Linked DNA regions of Homo sapiens: region 2 is linked to region 1. Evidence: read pairs that join two places in POLR2A ChIA-PET (ENCODE). Cell type or tissue: Caco-2. All regions are shown on one strand. Each heading gives the region's core, and the rest is flanking DNA. Links, peaks and the distances in the headings are about the cores only.

Region 1 (5,910 bases), core at 445-5,444:
CCTCAACTGATAGATGCCTGTAGTAATAGACACTTGCTTGAGGGTGCATTAAGAGCTAAAATCATGCTGAACCACAAGAAAGGGCTGGATGCTTGCTACACACTGCCCCTGAGAGTGAGAAGGGGTGCTCTGCATCTCCCCTCATTCTGAAATCTCCCAATTCTCGGCCAAGTGCAGTGGCTCACACCTGTAATCCCAGCTGTTTGGGAGGCCAAGGCGGGTGGATCAACTGAGGTCAGGAGTTCAAACCAGCCTGGTCAACATGGCAAAACCTCATCTCTAATAAAAATACAAAAAAATTAACTGGGTGTGGTGGTGCGTGCCTGTAGTCCCAGCTACTGGGGAGGCTGAGGCAAGAGAATCCCTTGAACCTGGGAGGCAGCAGTTGCAATGAGCCAAGATCGCACCATTGCACTCCAGCCTGGGCAACTGAGTGAGACTCTGTCTCAAGAAAAACAAAAAAGAAATCTCCCAATTCTCACTGCCTCTCATCATTAAATTTCCTTTGCAGCAGTGTACTGGCACCATATTTTGATATATTAACAGATATGTTTCTAATTCCTGGTAGTTCCTTTATACCCCCTTGAAAGCTATACAATGAGACATTAATTACCTTGAGAAAGGGTTGCTACAGCAGAAAAGGATTTTTGAGTATGAGCCAAATCCTGAAGATCTCAGAGCATGAACAATTTAGAATATTGCTAAGCGCCACCTCTGAAACTAGATAAAGTTTACTTGGGCTGGAGGAATGGAGAGAGAGAATCAGAAGGAAAGAAGGTTTAGATAGCAGTAGGTTCCTAAGAAAGGGTCAGGGAACTTCCTCAGGCTGGGCACGGTGGCTCATGACTGTAATCCCAGCACTTTGGGAGGCCAAGGTGAGTGGATCACCTGAGGTTAAGTCAGGAGTTCAAGACCAGCCTGGCCAACATGGTAAAACCTGTCTCTATTAAAAAAAAAAAAAAAAAAAAAGCCGGGCACGGTGGCTCGCACCTGTAATCCCAGCTACTCGGGAGGCTGAGGCAGGAGATTCGCTTGAACTCAGGAGGCAGAGGTTGCAGTGAGCTGAGATTGTGCCACTGCCCTCCAGCCTGGGTGACAGAGTGATACTCTGTCTCAAAAAAAAAAAAAAAAAAAAAAAAAAGGCTTTCCCCAGCTTCCTCTCATACCCAACAGGCATGAAGAAACCAAGGTAGAGGGAAGCTGTGATGCATTCCCAGAACCAGAATAGAGCCCAGGCAGGTTTCAACATGCCACAGTCCTCTCACCCACCATGGTGAGGACACAGAAGGAATATCTGGGTTGTGCACCTCAGCAGGTGAGACAGAGGCAGCCTCCAAGCAGCCCCCTGGGCATCAGCGTGGTTCAGGGAGAAGCAAAACATTTTTTTTTTTTTTTTTTGAGACAGAGTCTCACTATGTTGCCCAGGGTGGAATGCAGTGGCACGATCTCAGCTCACTGCAACCTCTGCCTCCCGGGTTCAAGCGATTCTTCTGCCTCAGCCTCCTGAGTAGCTGGGATTACAGGTGCATGCCACCACACCCGGTTAATTTTTGTATTTTTTTTTTAATTAGAGACAGGGTTTCGTCATATTGGTCAGGCTGGTCTCAAACTCCTGACCTCAGGTGATCCACTCATCTCGGCCTCCCAAAGTGCTGGGACTACAAGTGTGAGCCACCGTGCCCAGCTGAAGCAAAACATTTTCCACACACCTGAGAGTAACACAGACCTGGAGCAAGAACTTATGCACCCCACCTAGTTTTCTGCAGTCCAGGAATGATGAGGGAACCATGAAAGTAGGGAAAAAGAGTGTATCAAGAGAGGCTTTGCAGTTAGAAGAGGCCAAAAAAAGTACTTGGGAGGCTGAGGCAGGAGGATAAAAATAAAATAAAATAGGCCAGGTGTGGTGGCTCACGCCTGTAATTCCAGCACTTTGGGAGGCCAAGGCAGGTGGATCACTTGAGGCCAGGAGTTCAAGACCAGCCTGGCCAACATGGTGAAACTCAGTCTCTACTAAAAATACAAAAATTAGCTGGACGTGGTGGCACACACCTGTAATCCCAGCTACTTGGGAGGCTGAGGCAGGAGAATCACTTGAATCTGGGAGGTGGAGATTGCAGTGAACTGAGACTGCACCACTGCACTCCAGCCTGGGTGACAGAGTGAGACTCTGTCTCAGAGATAACTAACTAAATAAATATAAATAAATAATAAAATAAAATAAAAATAGCCACCTGGGCCAAAGACAGAAGAATCAGATAGGACGTGGTACATGTTGGCAGATGCCAGCATGGTCTGATGAACAACGGCAAGACACTACCTGTCCCCACCCTGATGCTGTGCCACTAGGTAAGTCCCCAGATCTCAGAGGAAAAGAGCAGTGGGAACCCTAAACTGACTAATATTTGATATCTGCCACGTAGCAGAATGACACTCTTCGAGTGCAAAAGAGAAATTAAGTCTTGGAAAAATGGAAAAAGGTATATTTCTTGCAAAACTGATTCATGTCATGAGATTTATGGTGGTCACATGTATCCCATGGAATTTCCAATATACGTATACCATAGGCAAAAAGACTTTGAAAAAATGTCACAGTATTAGACTTTGAATAAGAGTTGGACATCATGCAGGAGTGTGAAGAAAAGAACATCTTTGTTGTTTTCTGATCAATATCACCTTCAGACTGGAATTACAGCTTCACTCTATTTCTTCGGGGGTGGGGTAACTATTTTCCTTAGTTTGTTCAAGAATGGATCGACCAATTAATCAAAATTTTAGAAATAACTGGAGGACTGTACTATGCTGCCTGCTTTCATTAACTGCTCAGTTGGTGGACTGACAAAGCACTGTAATCATTTCTTCACAATTCCCATGGTAAAGTCATCCCAAATGTCACCAGCATCATTCACTTCCCCATCAACTGCCACGTCTCTGCCGTGTCATGATGACCTGGGATAAAGGCTGTGGGTGGGGACAAGGGTTGTCACAAGTTGTAGATTAGACAAACCAGAGGGGACCTCAGAAAAGCATTTATTTTGGTTCTGGCTTCCAAGCAGGTCTGCAGCCAGATCGTTCAAGAGAACGATTGTCTATCCTATGTTTAAAGATCCCCAAAGAAGGCAATCTCTAGTAAGCTGTTTTAATATATAAAATCTATATTTTGAGAAGTTTCCTCCTTTTATCAAATCTAAACCCATCTCTTTTTGTTTTCGTCTTAGCGGTAATAAAAATACATCATATGATTCTGTTCTGAAATCCTGTTTTGGGCTTATAGATAATATTTATTCTGCTAGAGATGTTGGCCCTTTTAGAAAAGAGTTTCTGGGCCGGGCACGGTGGCTCAAGCCTGTAATCCCAGCACTTTGGGAGGCCGAGGCGGGTGGATTGCCTGAGCTCAGGAGTTCACGACCAGCCTGGGCAACCCGGTGAAACACTGTCTCTACTAAAATACAAAAAATTAGCCGGGCATGGCAGTGTGCGCCTGTAGTCCCAGCTACTCAGGAGGCTGAGGCAGGAGAATTGCTTGAACCCGGGAGGCGGAGATTGCAGTGAGCCGAGATCATGCCACTGCACTCCAGCCTGGACGACAGAGCGAGATTCAGTCTCAAAAAAGAAAAAAAAGAAAAAAAAAGAAAACAGTTTCTGGTTTAAATGGGGATTTTGTAACTTGCTGTCTCAGAGGCAGATTCCTGATGACTAATGGGGTGATTTTTTTTTTTTTTTTGAGATGGAGTTTCGCTCTTGCTGCCCAGGCTAGAGTGCAATGGCGTGATCTTGGCTCACTACAACCTCTGCCTCCTGGTTTCAATTGAGATGGGGTTTCTCCATGCTGGTCAGGCTGGTCTCGAGCTCCTGACCTCAGGTGATCCACCCACCTTGGCCTCCCAAAGTGGTGGGATTATAGGTGTGAGCCACTGCTCCTGGCCTAATGGGGTGATTTTATGCAGTGTGAGAGCCAGTAGCTGGGTAGCTGGATGCTTGTCTGAAGTGCTGCCTTTCCCTCAGGCACTGCTTGTGTGGAGATACCCAGGAGAGGACCAGAAAGAGCTCTCCTGTTGTGTCAGCTGTGAGGAAGGAAGGGAGAAACAAGAAGTGAAACCTGAGGCAGGACACCCTATTACGTGGCACAGACAGGGTCACCTCATGGGCAGTAGCTGTGACAGGGGACGCCAGAGCAGAGATTTTGGTGGCAAAATACCTTGAAGTCCTGAACTTTGAAGTCCTATATGAAAATATCTTGAAGTTCTACGTGAACCTTAGATGGACATTACTCTAAGACAAGGATTTAAGATGAGTTACAAAAGAGTATTCCATTCTAGCATGGCAAGAAACCCGGGCAAAGATTATTAAGTGATCAATAAAGCTAAAGGTTAGTGGAAAAATGTAGTAAAGTCTACACAGGTACTTGTGAGCTTTGTTTTTCCCAATGATATCTTTAATTAAATGAGTAATGTCCGCCGGGCGTAGTGGCTCACACCTGTAATCTCAATACTATGGGAGGCTGAAGTGGGAGGATCATTTGAACTCAGGAGTTTGAGGCTGCATTGAGCCTTTATCATGCCACTGCACTCCAGCCTGGTCAACACAGTGAGACCCTGCCTCAAAAAAAAAAAAAATTAGTTGGGTATGGTGGCACACACCTGTAGTCCCAGCTACTTGTGACACTGAGGCAGGAGGATCACTTGAGCCCAGGAGTGCAAGGTTACAATGAGCCATGATCACACCACTGCACTCCAGCTTTGGTGACACAGTGAGATCCTGTCTCAAAAAATAAAATAATTTTTAAAGCAACATTGAAATACATTCTCATCGTAAAAAAGTAAGCATTAGAATTATGGCTAATGGGCCCGGCACAGTGGCTCACACCTATAATCCCAACACTTTGGAAGGCTGAGGCACGCAGATCACAAGGTCAGGAGTTTGTGGCCAATAGGGTGAAACCCCATTTCTACTAAAAATACAAAAATTGGCTGGCTGTGGTGGTACGCGCTTGTAGTCCCAGCTACTTGGGAGGCTGAGGCAGGAGGATCGCTTAAACCTGGGAGGTGAAGGTTGCAGTGAGCTGAGATCACGCTACTGCACTCCAGCCTAGGCGACAGAACGAGACTCCCATCTCAAAAAACAAACAAACAAAAGAATTATGGCTAATGTCCTCTTTGACCATTTCTTTCCCCCTACAACTTCCCCAGCACCCCCCATCCTAATAGTCACCCTAGAGAAGGGTCATTCTGTGTTTGGGAGATAACTTTCTGCTTTTCTGGCCAGTACAGCCTCTTCCTCTTGGGGTAAAGGAAGATAACGGGTAAGATGGCGAGGATGAGTCAATATTTCCTCTATTCTTGGACACAGGTTCAAAAGAGAATCATTGGGAGTTTCTCAGTCCAACCAAATCATGATGCAATCCGGAAAAAGAACCTAAAATTTTGGCATGTAGTCTTCATTTTTCAATTTGCAGTATCAATGCCGATTTGTTTTTTTGTGTGTATATCTTTACAATTTTTTTTTGTTTCTTTAGGATTTTTTTTTTTTTTTGAGACAGAGTTTCGCTGTTGTTGCCCAGGCTGGAGTGCAATGGCACGATCTCGGCTCACCGACCTCCGCCTCCCAGGTTCAAGCAATTCTCCTGCCTCAGCCTCCTGAGTAGTTGGGATTACAGGCATGCACCACCACGTCCGGCTAATTTTTTGTATTTTCAGTAGAGACGGGGTTTCTCCATGTTGAGGCTGGTCTCGAACTCCTGACCTCATATGATCCGCCCGCCTCAGCCTCCCAAAGTGCTGGGATTACAGGCGTGAGCCAACCCGCCCAGGCTTCTTCAGGCATTTTTCAAAAGAAATTAAGGGAAGGTACATCAAGCCCAACTGATCTGCCATCATTAACCTGGAAGCTTTTCATTCAATTTTATGTGTCATC
Region 2 (5,910 bases), core at 359-5,358, 470 kb before region 1:
ATTCTTTTTATAGATTGTTGGATTCAATTTGCTAGTTTAAAAAAACACATTAAAAATAAAAACATACTTTTTAATAATTATTAAACAATTTTAAAGTGCACAATGCAATGGTTTGTGGTATATTTACAAGGCTGTATAACCTATACCACTTATCTATCCCAGAACATTTTCACCACCCCAAAAAGAAACCCTGTGCCCACTAATTGTTACTCCAAATTATCCCAATTATTCCCCATTACCTCTGGCAACCACTAATCTTTCTGTCCTTAGAGAGTTGCCAATTCTGGACATTTCATTTAACGGGAATCAGACAATATGTAGCATTTTGTATCTGGCATATTTCACTGAACATGATGTTTTCAAGATTCACTCATATTGTATCATTTCTCAGTACTTCATTTATAAGTTAATGTTTCCACTTTTTGGCTAGTATGAATAATGCTGCTATTAAACATTTGGGTACAAGTTTTTATATGAATACATGTTTTTTATTCTCTTGGGCATACACCTAGAAGTGGAATTGGGGAGTCATATAGTAATTCTATGTTTAACTTTTTCAAACACTGCCATACTGTTTTCCAAAGCAGCTGCACATTTTACATTCCCACCACCTACGTACAAGGGTTCCAAAATCTCCACATCCTCACCATCATTTGTTATTGTATACCCTTCTAAAAATATATCTACCCTAGAAAGTGTGAAATAATATTTCATTATGGCTTTGATTTGCATTTCCCTAACAACCAATGATGTTGAACATCATTTTTTACGTGCTTACTGGCCATTTGTGTATCCTTTTTTGGAGAAGTCTGTTCAAATTATTGGTCCATTTTTAATGGCCCATTTTGTCTTTTTATTATTAAGTTGTAAGAGTTCTTTATATATTCTGGATACTAGATCCTGCTACACATGATTTACAAATATTTTCTCCATATGTGAGTTGTCTTTTCCATTTCTTGATACTGTCCTTTGAAGAATAAAAATTTGAACTGTAACAAAGTCCAATTTATCTGCTTTTTCTTTGGTTGCTTGTGCTTCTGATAGCAGATCTAAGAAACTATTGCCTAATACAAGGTCAAGAAAATTTATACCTCTGTTTTTGCCTTTTTCTGTCTTTGATCCACTTTGAGTTAACTTTTGTATATGGTGTGAGGTAGGAGTCTAATTTCATTATTTGCACAGATATCCAGTTGTCCCAACACCATCTGTTGAAAAGACTATTCTTTCTTTGAGTTGTCTTGGCACTCTTGTCAAAAACCAGTTCACTGTAGATGTATGAATTTGTTTATGGACCCTCAATTCTACCCATTGATCTATACATCTGTCTTTATGCCAGTACAACATAGTCTTGATTATTGTAGCTTTGTAGTAAGTTTGAAATAGAAAACTGTTTGTTCTCCTAGTATGTTCTTCTTTTTCAAGATTGTTTTGACTATTCTGGGTTCCTTGCTTTTCCATAATAATTTTAGAATCAGCTTCTCAATTCCTGCCAGAAAGTCAGCTGGGATTTTGATTAGTATTGTATTTAACCTCTATATCAATATAGGGGAGTGTTGATATCCTAATGATAAGTCTTCTAATCCATGAACGTGGGATTCTTTCCATTTATTTAGAATTTTCTTTCAATAATGTCTTGCAGTTTTCAGTATACAGATCTTTCATCTCCTTAGTTAAGTATATTTCTAAGTATTTTCTTCTTTCTGATGTTATTTTAAATGGTATTTTTTAAGTTCATTTTTAGATTTTTGGCTGCTAGTGAATAAAAATGTCATTGATTTTTTAATATTGGTCTTGTAACCTGAAACCTTGCTGAACCTATCAGTTCTGTTATTTTAAAAATGGATTTCTTAGAATTTTCTTAGAATGTAATATATCATTTGCAAATAAAAATAGTTCTGCTTCCTCCTTTCCAATCTGTATACCTTTCTTTCTTCTTCTTGTCTCACTGCCCTGGTTAGAACCTCCAATACAATATTGAATAGAAGTGGTAAGAGTGAAAATCACTGTCGTGATCTTGAACTTAGGAAAAACATTTCAGTCTTTTAAGATTAAGTATGATGTTAGCTGTGAGCTTTTAATAGATGACCTCATTAAAGCTAAGTAAGTAACCTTATATTCCCACTTTGTTGAGTATTTTCATCATGAAAATGTGTTGAATACTGTTTTATGCTTTTTTTTTTTTTTTGCATCTTGAGAAGATCGTGTGGTTTTAGTCTTCTTTTAATATGGTGTATTACATTAATTGATTTTATAAAGCATGTTGAACCAGTCTTGGATTGCTGGGATCAATCTTACTTGGTCATGGTGTATAATCCTTTTAGTATGTTGCTGATTCTGTCAATGGCTTTTATTTCTATAGTCATATGAAATATTGCTGTACAATCTTCTTTTCTCGTAATGTATTTTACTTGTTTTAGTATCAGGTAATACTGGCCACATAGAATGAGTTGGTAAATATTTCTCTCCCATTTTTTGCTAGAGTTAATGAAAGATTAATGCAAATTCTTCTGTAAATTTTTGGTAGAATTCACCAGTGAAGCCATTTGATCATGAGGCTGAGGCAGAAGAATCACTTGAACCTGGGAGGTAGAGGTTGCAGTGAGCTGAGATCACGCCACTGCATTCCAGCCTGAGTGACAGAGTGAGACTTTGTCTCACAAAAAAAAAAAAAAAAAGGCCAGGCGTGGTGGCTCATGCCTGTAATCCCAGCACTTTGGGAGGCCAAGGTGGGCAGATCACGAGATCAGGAGATCGATACCATCCTGGCTAACACGGTGAAACCCTGTCTCTACTAAATATACAAAAAATTAGCCGGGTGTGGTGGCGGGCACCTGTAGTCCCCAGCTACTCGGGAGGCTGAGGCAGGAGAATGGCGTGAACCTGGGAGGTGGAGCTTGCAGTAAGCTGAGATTGCGCCGCTGTACTCCAGCCTGGGCAACAGATAGAGACTCTGTCTCAAAAAAAAAAAAAAAAAAGGGGGGGGGAAGTGTTTTGATGACAAATTCTATCTTTACTTGTTATACATCTATTCAGATATTCTATTTCAGCTGGTCGCAGTGGCTCACACCTGTAATCCCAGCAGTTTGGGAGGTGGATCACGAGGTCAGGAGTTCAAGATCAGCCTGGCCAACATAGTGAAACCCCGTCTCTTCTAAAAATGCAGCCGGGCATGGTGGCAGGCACCTGTAATCCTAGCTACTCAGGAGGCTGAGACAGGAGAATTGCTTGAACCTGGGAGGCAGAGGTTGCAGTGAGCCGAGATCATGCCATTGCACTCCAGCCCAGGCAACAGTGTGAGACTCTGTCTCAAAAAAAAAAAAAAAAAAAAAAAAAAAAAAAAAAAGATATTCTATTTCTTCTTGATATATTCTCAGTATTTTGTGTCTATCTATGAATTTGTCCATTTAATCTAAGTTATTTGTCATCACACAATTTTTGAAGGTATTCTCTTATAATCCTTTGTATTTCTGTAAGGTAGTAACATCCCCTCTTTCATTTCTAATTTTAGTGAATTAGAACTTCTCTGTATTTTCTTTGGTCAGTCTTGGTACAGGTCTGTCAATTTTGTTGATCTTTTCAACAAATCAACTTTTGTTACCTTGGTTATTCTCTACTGTTCTTTGAATTCTCTATTTCATTTATTTCCTTTTTCATTTCTAGTATTTCCTTTAATTGCCTCGCTTTGGGTTTAGTTTGCTCTTTTTTTTTTCCTAATTCCTTAAGGAGGAAGGTTAGATTATTGATTCCAGATGTTTATTCTTTTAAAATACAGATGTTTACAGTATTTTTTTTTTTTAGACAGAGTCTCGCTCTGTCAGCCAGGATGGAGTGCAGTGGCATGATCTCAGCTCACTGAAACCTCCGCCCCCTGGGCTCAAGCAGTTCTCCTGCCTCAGCCTCCCAAGTAGCTGGGATTACAGGCATGTACTACCACACCTGGCTAATTTTTGTATTTTTAGTAGAGACGGGGTTTCACCATGTTGGCCAGGCTGGTCTCGAACTCCTGACCTCAGGTAATCTGCCCGTGTTGGCCTCCCAAAGTGCTAGGATTACACACGTGAGCCACCGTGCCTGGCCTAGATGTTTACAGCTTTTTTAAGTTTCCCTGGGAGTAGTACTTTCACTGTGTCCCCAAAATTTTGGGACATTGTTTCCATTTTCATTTATCACAATGTATTTTTCAATTTTTCTTCTGATTTCTTCTTTGACCCACTGGTTGTTTAAAAGTATATCATTGAATTTCCATGTATTTGTGAGTTTTCCATTTTTCCTCCCATTATTGATTTCTGGTTTATTTCATTGTAGTCAGAAATAATACTTGTAATGATTTCAACCTCTTAACATTTATGGAACCTTATATTTTATGGATGAACGGATGGCCTATCCTGAAGAACATGCCATGTTCACTTGAGCAGAATGCGTATTTTCCTGTTGTTGGGTGAAGTGTGCTACAGATGTCTGTTAGGTTTGTTTGTAGTTGTTGGTTTGTAGTTTTGTTCAAGGCTTTTATTTTCTGTTGATTTTCCTTCTAGTTGTTCTACCCATTATTGAGCAGGGTATGGAAGTCTCCAAGTATTACTAAATTATTGATTTCTGATGCTTTTTGCTAGATGTGTTTTGGGGCCTTTTTGTTAACTTTGTATGTTTATAATTGCATATTTAGACTTGTTATTTTTTTTTATTTTTTATTTTTATTTTTTTTTGAGACAGGGTCTTACTCCAGTTGCCCAGGCTGGAGTGAAGTAGTGAGGTCATGGCTTACTGCAGCCTCAACTTCCTGGGCTCAGGTGATTCTCCCACATCAGTCTCCTGAATAGCTGGGATTATAGGCACATGCCACTACACCTGGCTAATTTTTTTGTACTTTTAGTAGAGACAGGGTTTCATCATGTTACCTAGGCTAGTCTTGAACTCCTAAGCTCAAGCGATCTGCCCACCTCAGCCTCCCAAAGTGCTGGGATTGCAGGCAGAATGGCACTTTTATCATTATAAAATGTTAATTGTTTCTATTAACTTTTTTTTGTCTTAAGGGTCTATTTTATCTGATATTAGTATAACCAAACCAGCTCTCTTTTGTTTACTATTTGCATGGTATGTCTTTTCCCATCATTTTATTTTCAACCTATTTGTGTTTTTTAAACTAGTGTTTCTCTTGCAGACAGCATATATCACATTGTTTTCAATCCATTCAGCCAAACTTTGCCTTTAGATTGGAGTATTTAATCCATTTACATTTAATGTAATTACTGATAAGGTAGGATTTACTCAGCTATTTTGTAAAATACTCACTTTGCTATTTGCTTTCTATATGCCTTACGTATTTTGTTCTTCTGTCTTTCCATTACTTTCCATTTTCTCCAATAGACACTTTCCAGTATATAATTTTAATTCTCTTGTCATTTACATTACTATATTTTCTTATTTTTATTAGTGGTTGAAGAGTATAATAAACATATCAACCAGTAATAAACTAGTCAGGAAAATTGCCAACTTAATTTCAATAGTACAAAAAAATGGTCCTTCTGTTCCCTCATCTGTCACCTTTGGGTTGTTATTGTCATATAAATTATATCTTTAAACATTGTATGCTGGTGCAGAAGAATTAACATTGTAGGTTGGATTGTTTACCCCTAGAAAGGTCTGTTTAAAGGTGTTCCTGGGCTGATGAATGAAAACTTAGATTCAGGAGGGTACCTGTGATTGACTGATAAGAGTGTCTCACTGTGCCTGAACTGTTTGAGTAAACAATATATTAATGCTGAATACTCATTCTCCTTTTGAGAGTCTAGTCTTCTGGAAACTGCTAGGCAGAGGCTGCCTATATGACCAGCCCCAGTAAAATCCCTGGGTGCTAATGAGTTCCTCTGATTGGAAATATTTGACACATGTTGCCACAACTCATTGCTCGGG

The links. Peaks named below come from ENCODE experiments on the same cell type or tissue, not always from the same donor. Only the 100,000 strongest peaks of a DNase experiment are listed, where the experiment ranks them.
Region 2: POLR2A ChIA-PET joins it to region 1 with 6 read pairs; 2 of 35 experiments call an interaction of 5 or more read pairs at or near these places.

The regions. Positions count from the first base shown.
Region 1 is chr17:62,167,609-62,173,518 of GRCh38, forward strand. No RefSeq gene overlaps it. Among named protein-coding and RNA genes, the nearest start is that of MED13, 110 kb to the left of the region's middle. In Caco-2, for the core only: no CTCF peak of the experiment used is centred there; a DNase peak (open chromatin) is centred at 2,947.
Region 2 is chr17:61,694,029-61,699,938 of GRCh38, forward strand. All of the region lies in intron 17 of BRIP1 (BRCA1 interacting DNA helicase 1), which reads right to left. Among named protein-coding and RNA genes, the nearest start is that of NACA2, 110 kb to the left of the region's middle. In Caco-2, for the core only: no CTCF peak of the experiment used is centred there; no DNase peak of the experiment used is centred there.